Regions from separate parts of the Homo sapiens genome. Here region 1 is linked to region 2. The links are chromatin contacts, found by Hi-C or POLR2A ChIA-PET in ENCODE. All regions are on one chromosome and are shown on one strand. The core of a region is the stretch at or near the end of the contact, and the rest is flanking DNA. Distances in the headings are between cores, read along the strand shown.

Region 1 (4,095 bases), core at 1,228-3,727, 190 kb before region 2:
AAACATTCACGTTCAACTTTCACTCCCACCAAAAAAAAAAAAAAGTTGGGGAGGAGTGGAAGTAACTCATATCACATTCACTGTTTTAATAAAAACAAAAAAATTAAAACTGATCTTAGACAGTATAGCCTTTTAGGTTATAAATACTGTCAAAAAGATGCATTGTTTGCCTAAGAGTGAAGTACTATGGAACAGAACACTTGAAAATTTTATTTCATGGAGGTCGCAGTTCCTGGAGCACACCCAAGGAAACAGGTGTTTACATACCACGATCCCTGTATTAGAGAGAGAGAGCTTGTTGCAGAGCCCACAAACATATCTGATCAAACAAGGCTACGACGACACTTGGGAGATGGGAAGGAAACAGGTGGAGGGAAGGAAGTGAGAACATGAGAATCTGGTCAGTGAGGTTTTCTCCACCTGGCCACTGCACCCAGCACCTCCCTCACTGTCATCTCCAACCAGTCTGGCCCCAGTATAATTATGTGGCAGGCAAAATCAATTGTCAGGGCTATTCTTCCTCTTTTCTTAGCCCTTGTTGAGATCTTCCCTTCCCTTCCCATCCTGTCAGGGTCTTTCAGACATCAAGAAAGGCATAGATCACTTCCCAGTCTGAGAAGTCCATCATATTTAAAAATGAAGAAATGCCAAAACAGGTTCATAAAAATGGTGGTCTATTTAAGTGCTTACATTTAATATTTTAATTGCATGATCAACTTTTGTCTGGGCTGGAGTGCAGTGGCACGATCACGGCTCACCACAGCCTTGACCTCCTGGGCTCAAGTGATCCTCCTACCTTAGCCTCCCGAGTAACTGGGACTACAGGTGCATGCCACCATGCCCAGGTAATTTTTTGTATTTTTAATAGAGATGGGGTTTTGCCATGTTGCCCAGGCTGGTCTTGAACTCCTGGGCTCAAGCAATCTGGCCACCTCAGCCTCCCAAAGTGCTGGGATTACAACGTGAGCCACCACACCTGGCCATGAACAACATCTTTTAAAACTTCTTTTTTTCCTGTGACTACATACATGGCCTTATTTGAAGATAATATTAAAGTCCAGACCCTTCATAATATAAGGCCTGAGTGAGAAGACAGGGGTTTGGGGTACAGGCAGGCCCTCAAGCTCTCTCTGCCTTCCCGCATATTAAGAACCTACCTTCAGACAAAGATCTAAGTGAAAATGACTGCTAAGGCCCCCCAAATTATCCCTTCATTAGATATTTAAGATTTAAATTGTTAACCTAAGGAATGAACTCCAATATAAAATTTCAGGCATCAGCAACTGAGAGTTCAGCCATTCTAGTATGCTTCAAATAGGAAGTACTGCCTCTATCAATTCACTGGAATTTATATATACATATAATTTTTTTTTAAATAATAAAAATAGAGCCAGGGATGGTGACTCACACCTATAATCCCAGCGCTTTGGGAGGCTGAGGTGGGAGGATTGCTTGAGCCCAGGAGTTTGAGAACAGCCTAGACTACGTAGCGAGACCCTATCTCTACGAAAAATTTTAAAAAATTAGCCATGCATGATGGCATGTACCTGTAGCCCCAGCTATTCAGGAGGCTGAGGGGAGAATTGTTTGATCCCAGAAGTCTGAGGTTACAGTGAGCTAAGATCATGCCACTGTACTCTATCCAGCCTGGGAGACAGAGCAAGACTCCATCTTTAAGAAAATTTTAAATAATAATAATTTAGAAAATAATATATGTGAAGATTTCAAAAGACTCAGGAGATAGGTGAAGAAATTTCTTTTCTATGTTAATATGAAGCATTTGGCACAGATTGTACTTTAAAACAGTAGAGATGGACGCATTCTGTGGCATATCAGTAATAGCTGATATGCTTTGCTCCTGGAGTTGCCATTTTGAGAAAGGTCAAGGATCCTCAGCCATTAGTCACCTAGACACCTGACTGAAGGCCACAAGCATAGTTACAGTTTTTAGGAGGGAGTCAGGAACACAGAGTACAATGACAAGCTTTAATCTAATTCAAGTAGCAAGTATGCAGCACCAACTCACACGGGTGTACACTGTGTGATAATATTAATACATGCTGTTCCAACCCTGTACTCCTACATTTAAAGATCCTACAGACCTCATCCACAAAGTATTCCTTTCCCTGTCCCAACTCTCTTAAAGTACAACATAATGCAAAGTGGACTTCTTGTTCTTATCAAGGCCAAACAGTGATAGTACAGGACACTGCATGAGTACACCCAAAACTAAAAATAAAACCACAAGGATGCAGCTTAAATATATACAATTTCCATTTGTCAATTATATCTCAATAAAGCTAAGGGGAAAACTGAATTTTAAAAAATAACCCACAATGAGTCATATTGAAAACATTCAAAACATTTCAAGGGAAACACCAAACCCTTTGCTAGAGGATGTATACTAGATAACAAAGCCTAAACACACACACACACCCATCATGAGCACACACACACACAAAACCCACAGGCTCACTAAATTCTCTTATTTCAGATTATTGAGATTAGGAGGGTATGCAGCCAGTTTTGACTTCAAATAAAACAGGACTCTGTCCAAGTCAATTGATAACTGAAGGGGAAGCAGCATGTTGGGAAAGAATGGGAGAGGAACAAACGTTACAGCTGCCCAAGCTATATGTTCCTCAAGTCTTGGTAAGTAGTTTATTTTAAAGATGTGTATAAGTCACAATCTTTAAATCCTTTAAAACCTGAATAACCAGTCCTGTTCTTTCTCCCTTCTTCCCTTATTCTCTTGTCAAATCTAGCGTCAGTGCAGATTCTGAGTGTGCAGAGTTCAATCAAGAACTCTGCTACCTCCTGGTCCATCAGCTCCACAGTCCTTCCTCCATCTCATACTAGGGTTGCAGCAGAAATAGACTGAGTATACAAGCAAGAGTGTCTTACAGATACTAGCAGTTTTCAAATGTATGTTGATTCTGTTGTGATGAATAAAATTTTTAAATTATCTTAAAATATTACTAAATTGGCCAGGCGTGGTGGCTAACGCCTATAATCCCAGTATTCTGGGAGGATTGACTGAACCCAGGAGTTCTAGACCCACCTGGACAACATAGTGAGATCCCATCTCTAAAAAAAAAAAAATTTTTTTTTTCTTTTAGTTAGCCAGGTATGGTAGCATGCATGCCTATAGTCCCAGGTACCTGGGAGGCTGAGATGAGAGGATCACCTGAGCCCAGGAGGCTGAGGCTGCAATGAGTTGTGATCACACAACTACATTCCAGCCTAGGTGACATAGCAAGATCCTGTCTCAAAAAATTATATAAAATAAAATAAAATATTATGAAATTCACTGTATCATTTGTTTGTTTGTTTGAAATAGAGTCTCACTTTGTCACTCAGACTAGGGTGCAGTGACATGATCTCCACTCACTGCAATCTCTGCCTCCCAGGTTCAAGCCATTCTCCCACCTCAGCCTCCCAAGTAGCTGGGACTACAGGCACTCCTCACCATGCCCAGCTAATTTCTGTATTTTTAGTAGAGACGGGTTTCCACCATGTTAGCCAGACTGGTCTTGAACTCCTGACCTCAAGTGATCTGCCCACCTTAGCCTCCCAAAAGGCTGGGATTACAGGTGTGAGCCATCGCACCCGGCCTGTATCTTTTTGTTTTTATGCATTTCTTAATCAAGAAATAATTTAAAATCTCACTATTATTATTTTGTTGTTGGTTTTTCTGTTTTTGTTTTTTTTTGAGACATAGTCTTGCTCTGTCACCCAGGCTGAAGTGCAATGGCGTGATCTCAGCTCACTGCAACCTCCACCTCCCAGGCTCAAGCAGTTCTCCTGCCTCAGTCACCCGAGTAGCTGGGCCTACAGGTGTGCAGCATCACGCCCAGCTAATTTTTGTATTTTTGGTAGAGACGGGATTTCACCATGTTGGCTACACTGGTCTTGAACTCCTGGCCTCAAGTAATCCTCCTGCCCTGGCCTCCCGAAGTGCTAGGATTAAAGGCGTGAGCCACCACGCCCAGCCTAAAATTTCACTATTATTACTTAAAGGTCCTTATGCTGAAAAAAAGTAGGCAATCACTGTTCTACAGTAGAATGTAATAAAAGAGTTACAGGCGTGGCAAC
Region 2 (3,980 bases), core at 932-3,431:
CTCTGAACAGCTTTGGCAGACCAACAAGGGCCTGATCCCATGGGTGCCAAAAGGGTGGTGACAGGAGGAGATGGGCACTTTGCACCTCTTGAATGCCTCTCTGCAGAGCCCCTTTGTCACCTACCCATGGCCAGACAGATCTGCCGCAGGACCGCTGGGGAAATCAAAGCACAAAAGCTTTGTCTGGGGTCTTTTTTTTCTTTTTTGGTTTTGTGCTGCAGGTGCCCATGACTTTGCCAGGGCTCAGACCCAGCGTCCTCAGGCCGTGTGGCCTCCACCCACTCCTTGGCGCCTTTCTTTAAAACACAGGTTCTGGATACTTTGTTCCTGTGATGAATCTTGGCATATCACCTCACACCTCTCCATCTAGGCCCCAAGCTCCAAGCCTGGTGGAGCAAATCCCTCCTCGTTGCTGGCTGAGGCCCCATTCCCGTCTGTACCCACCTCTCTGGGCTGTGCGGTGGGGAGATTTCCAGCCACTCCTCCCCAACACCATCTCCGCTTCCTGGGCCCTATCAGCAGCAGCCGCAGCTTCCCATCTGCTCCCCTCTTTTCTCCTCCCTTTCTTTCCCTTCCCCCCTGCTTGCTGCTGCCCTGGGAGGAGCTATTTTTAGGGGCTGCTTCCTGGGATGTTTTACTTGGGGCTGGTTACCATGAAGGAAATGTCACCAAAACAGTGGGCAAAGGCTGCAGGCACCGGGAGCCCTGCCGGGGGGCATGGAGAACAGACGGCTGACCCTTTTCTGGCCCTTGAGAGCAGCCAGAGTGCCCCCAGGCAGAGCCTTGCCTTCTTGGGGCTTGCTAGTGACCCCTTGGGGATTTTCTCTGTCAAAGCTGATTGAGGGCCTTTTCGCTATAGGGCATTTCTTGGAGCCTCTCGCTTCCCTTGCCTTGAGATCCAGAGGCCAAAGTGGGGCTCAGGTCTTTGTGTCACCAAGTTAAAACTGCTTGAGTGAGGGTTGAAGATAAGGGGAGGATGCTGGGTACATGCACAGAGCCTTGGGGGTTCACATGGGACCATTTCAGGCCCCGTCCCTCTGTATCACAGCCCCCAGCTAGTCACCAGGTGTACATGTGTGAGGGCATTAGAAACCATGGTCCTGCTCTTGTGTGTCGGATGGACTTTGCTTTTAATTGGAGACTCTTTGCATCTTTAGAGTGAGATTCAAAGAGGAAGGGATGTGGCATCACAGTGTCAGGGTGAGGTCGGTGGGATCGTGGCTTGGGATTCCCACTGGTCAGTGTCCCAGGCCCAGGGCTGTGCATAAGCAGCTGGGGAAGGTGGATTATGACATCAAATCCCTGCGATGTCCTTGTTTCTGCTCCTCAGAGTGCCAAGGGGACCAGACGGCGGCCTCTGCTGCTTGGGAAGAAGATGAAAGGCACTCAGGAGGGCAGCAAGTGAGGCCGCCTCCCATGGAGCCCTGAAATCAGTGGGGTTGCAGGAAGTTTCTCACATCCATGTTTAGGGTCATAGGCACAGACCTGCAAAATACCCTTTACAAAGTTAAGAATGTCTTTGAGATTGGAACTTGGGAGAGTCCTCAGTCAGAGTAGGAATGTGCATCCTTTCCCACGTACAGAGGATTGTATGTTTACGTGGCAGCAGGATCTTATTTGAAGCTAGTGCTGGCATTTGTGTTTTTTTTTTAGGAAAATGTCACTAAGTCAAGCAGGCCCATCCCTGAGAGGGCCATGGAGAATCTGTGGCCAGCCCTCCCTGGCCCCCTGACCTGGCAGAGGAAGGAAAGGGCATTGGAGTAGGCTTCTGTCTTCAGGCCAGAGGGGGAGGTGGTTCAGGGGCAGGCTTGGTGCACCCCTTGGCTGCAAGCTATCACCTCCCTATCTGCTTCCTCTTTTCTGCCTCCCCTGGTGCATCTGGTCACTTCTTGCTGCCCTTCCTGTGAAATCGTGGCACCTTGGACCAAGTCCTGAAGCACTTGGGCAGAAGGCGGGAGAGGTTGGGTTTCTAGGATCCTTGTTTCCCAGGGCCTGGCTCTGGCCTGGGCTCAGACCACTCTGGTCTAGGCAGGCTGCTGGGGAAAGGCTGGAGCTGCTTCTGCTTTCTGCTCCTGTTGCCACCTCTGCTAATGATGGGGAAAACCTGCAGAGGGCTGTGGTTGGAGCTGGGCTGAAGGCCGGCAGGGGTGGGTCTCTCCATGGCAGTAGCACACAGGCAGGCAGGAAGTGGCCCTGTGCAAAAGCGGGAAGTGGCAGTTGTCAAACAGGAAGGGGGGGGCTGGGCTGTGGGAGGGGCGGGGATGAGCCTGGTAGAAAGGTGCGTGGAGGAGGGTCCACCTTGGAAGGTCTGAGCCTCTCCCTAGTGGTTACTGGAAGGAGGGGTGTCTCAAGGGGAGACACCTTTGCAGCACCTTGAGATGCCGAGCCAGGGCCCTCCCACTGTGGACCAAGCCCATTCAGTGGCCTCGCCCTTTTTGGGGTTGGAGATGCTGCGTCCAGCTGGGATGCCCTTGCTTTTGGGAAAGATGCTCTAGAAACCACTACTCCATCCTGGAACCCCTCTGCTGCCACTGCTGCTGGGATGGACCCTCTGCTTTTTTGCAGCCGTGGGCCAGCCCTGGATGTGACTACAGGACAGGAAGTGTCAGGGGAAGAGACAGGAGACAACAGCTGGAGAGGCTGGGTGGTGGCCGGGCAGTATGTGGCAGCAGGAACGGGGAGAGCGGGGCAGGTAGAAACTGCTCTGTTCATTGAGGAGAGCTTGTGGATGGCAGGGTGCCACGGCTGCGAGGAAGAGGAGGGAAGCGGACAGTGGCACTTCCTGCGGCGTTCCCCTCTCTCTGAGGAGCCCCTGTTGCTGCCCATCACCTGCAGACTGTAGACACAGGTGGGCCCCGCCAAAACAGGGAGGGACACTCCACCTCCAGGACTGCAATGGAGGACCATGTGGGGAGCCCAGAAGCCAGGCAGGAGGGCTTAGTTGCTGTGTTGCAGACCCTGCATCTGCCTGGGCTGAGGGGACAGTGGGTCCCATTCACAGTGTCTCTGGTGATAGCTGTGGCCACAAGCCCAGCCCAGGAGACCCTGTCAAGCTTCTCACTGGGCCCTTGGAAAGGAGCTATATGCCAGACCTTATGCAAAACTCTTGACCTGTACCACCTCAGTTAAACCTCAGATCTTGCTGTCTCTATTTTAGAAGTGAGGAACCTCTTGGCCGGGTGCCGTGGCTCACGCCTGTAATCCCAGCACTTTGGGAGGCCGAGGCAGGCGGATCATAAGGTCAGGAGATCGAGACCATCCTGGCTAACACAGTGAAACCCCGTCTCTACTGAAAAATACAAAAAAATTAGCCGGGCATGGTGATGGGCGCCTGCAGTCCCAGCTACTCGGGAGGCTGAGGCAGGAGAAGGGCGTGAACCTGGGAGGCGGAGCTTGCAGTGAGCCGAGATCATGCCACTGCACTCCAGCCTGGGCAACAGAGTAAGACTCCATCTCAAAAAAAAGCAAAAAAAACAAACAAAAGAAGTGAGGAACCTCTTTCCCAAGATAATGTGCCTGGCTCACTGTCTCACCTACTTTGGGTCCTAATCAAATGTCACCTCCTTACTGAGGCTTTCTTGGACTGCCCTACTCAAATCTGCACTCCCCACTTTCTCTGCTTTTTCTACGCAGCACTTGCCGTGACATCTAACGTGCTGTTGAGTTTTCTTACTGTCCATCCCTCCCCCATACACAACCCACTAGAGTGTCAGCTCCATGAGGGCAGGGATTTTTGTCTGTTTTGTTCGCCACTGTCTTCCTAGCATCTTGAATACTGTCTGTCACATAGTAGGCCTCAGTAAATATTTCTTTTTTTTTTTTGACTTGCTCTGTCACCCCAAGCTGGAGTGTAGTGGCCCAATCTTGGCTCACTGCAGCCTCCACCTCCTGGGTTCTAGTGAGCACATTTGGCTAAATTTTGTATTTTTAGTAGAGATGGGGTTTTGCCATGTTGGCCAGGCTGGTCTTGAACTCCTGAC

Evidence for each region. Hi-C counts contacts between places; a loop is a spot of excess contacts on that map. ChIA-PET counts read pairs that join two places held with the same protein, here RNA polymerase II (POLR2A). Pooled maps may share reads with other maps.
Region 1: a loop to region 2 is called in a pooled map, with 2.4 times the contacts of the local background. The contact joins two enhancer-like sites. A Hi-C loop is called at or near these places in 6 of 50 pooled maps. POLR2A ChIA-PET finds 5 or more read pairs at or near these places in 7 of 52 experiments (A549, CD4-positive, alpha-beta T cell, CD8-positive, alpha-beta memory T cell and 4 more).

Annotation. Positions count from the first base shown.
Region 1 is chr10:74,054,538-74,058,632 of GRCh38, reverse strand. All of the region lies in intron 2 of VCL (vinculin), which reads right to left. Among named protein-coding and RNA genes, the nearest start is that of VCL, 58 kb to the right of the region's middle. Within about 2 kb of position 2,477, at least 8 of the 41 ENCODE cell types and tissues checked have a DNase peak (open chromatin) inside an H3K27ac peak, as active enhancers do.
Region 2 is chr10:73,864,137-73,868,116 of GRCh38, reverse strand. All of the region lies in intron 2 of CAMK2G (calcium/calmodulin dependent protein kinase II gamma), which reads left to right. Among named protein-coding and RNA genes, the nearest start is that of CAMK2G, 8.4 kb to the left of the region's middle. Within about 2 kb of position 2,181, at least 17 of the 41 ENCODE cell types and tissues checked have a DNase peak (open chromatin) inside an H3K27ac peak, as active enhancers do.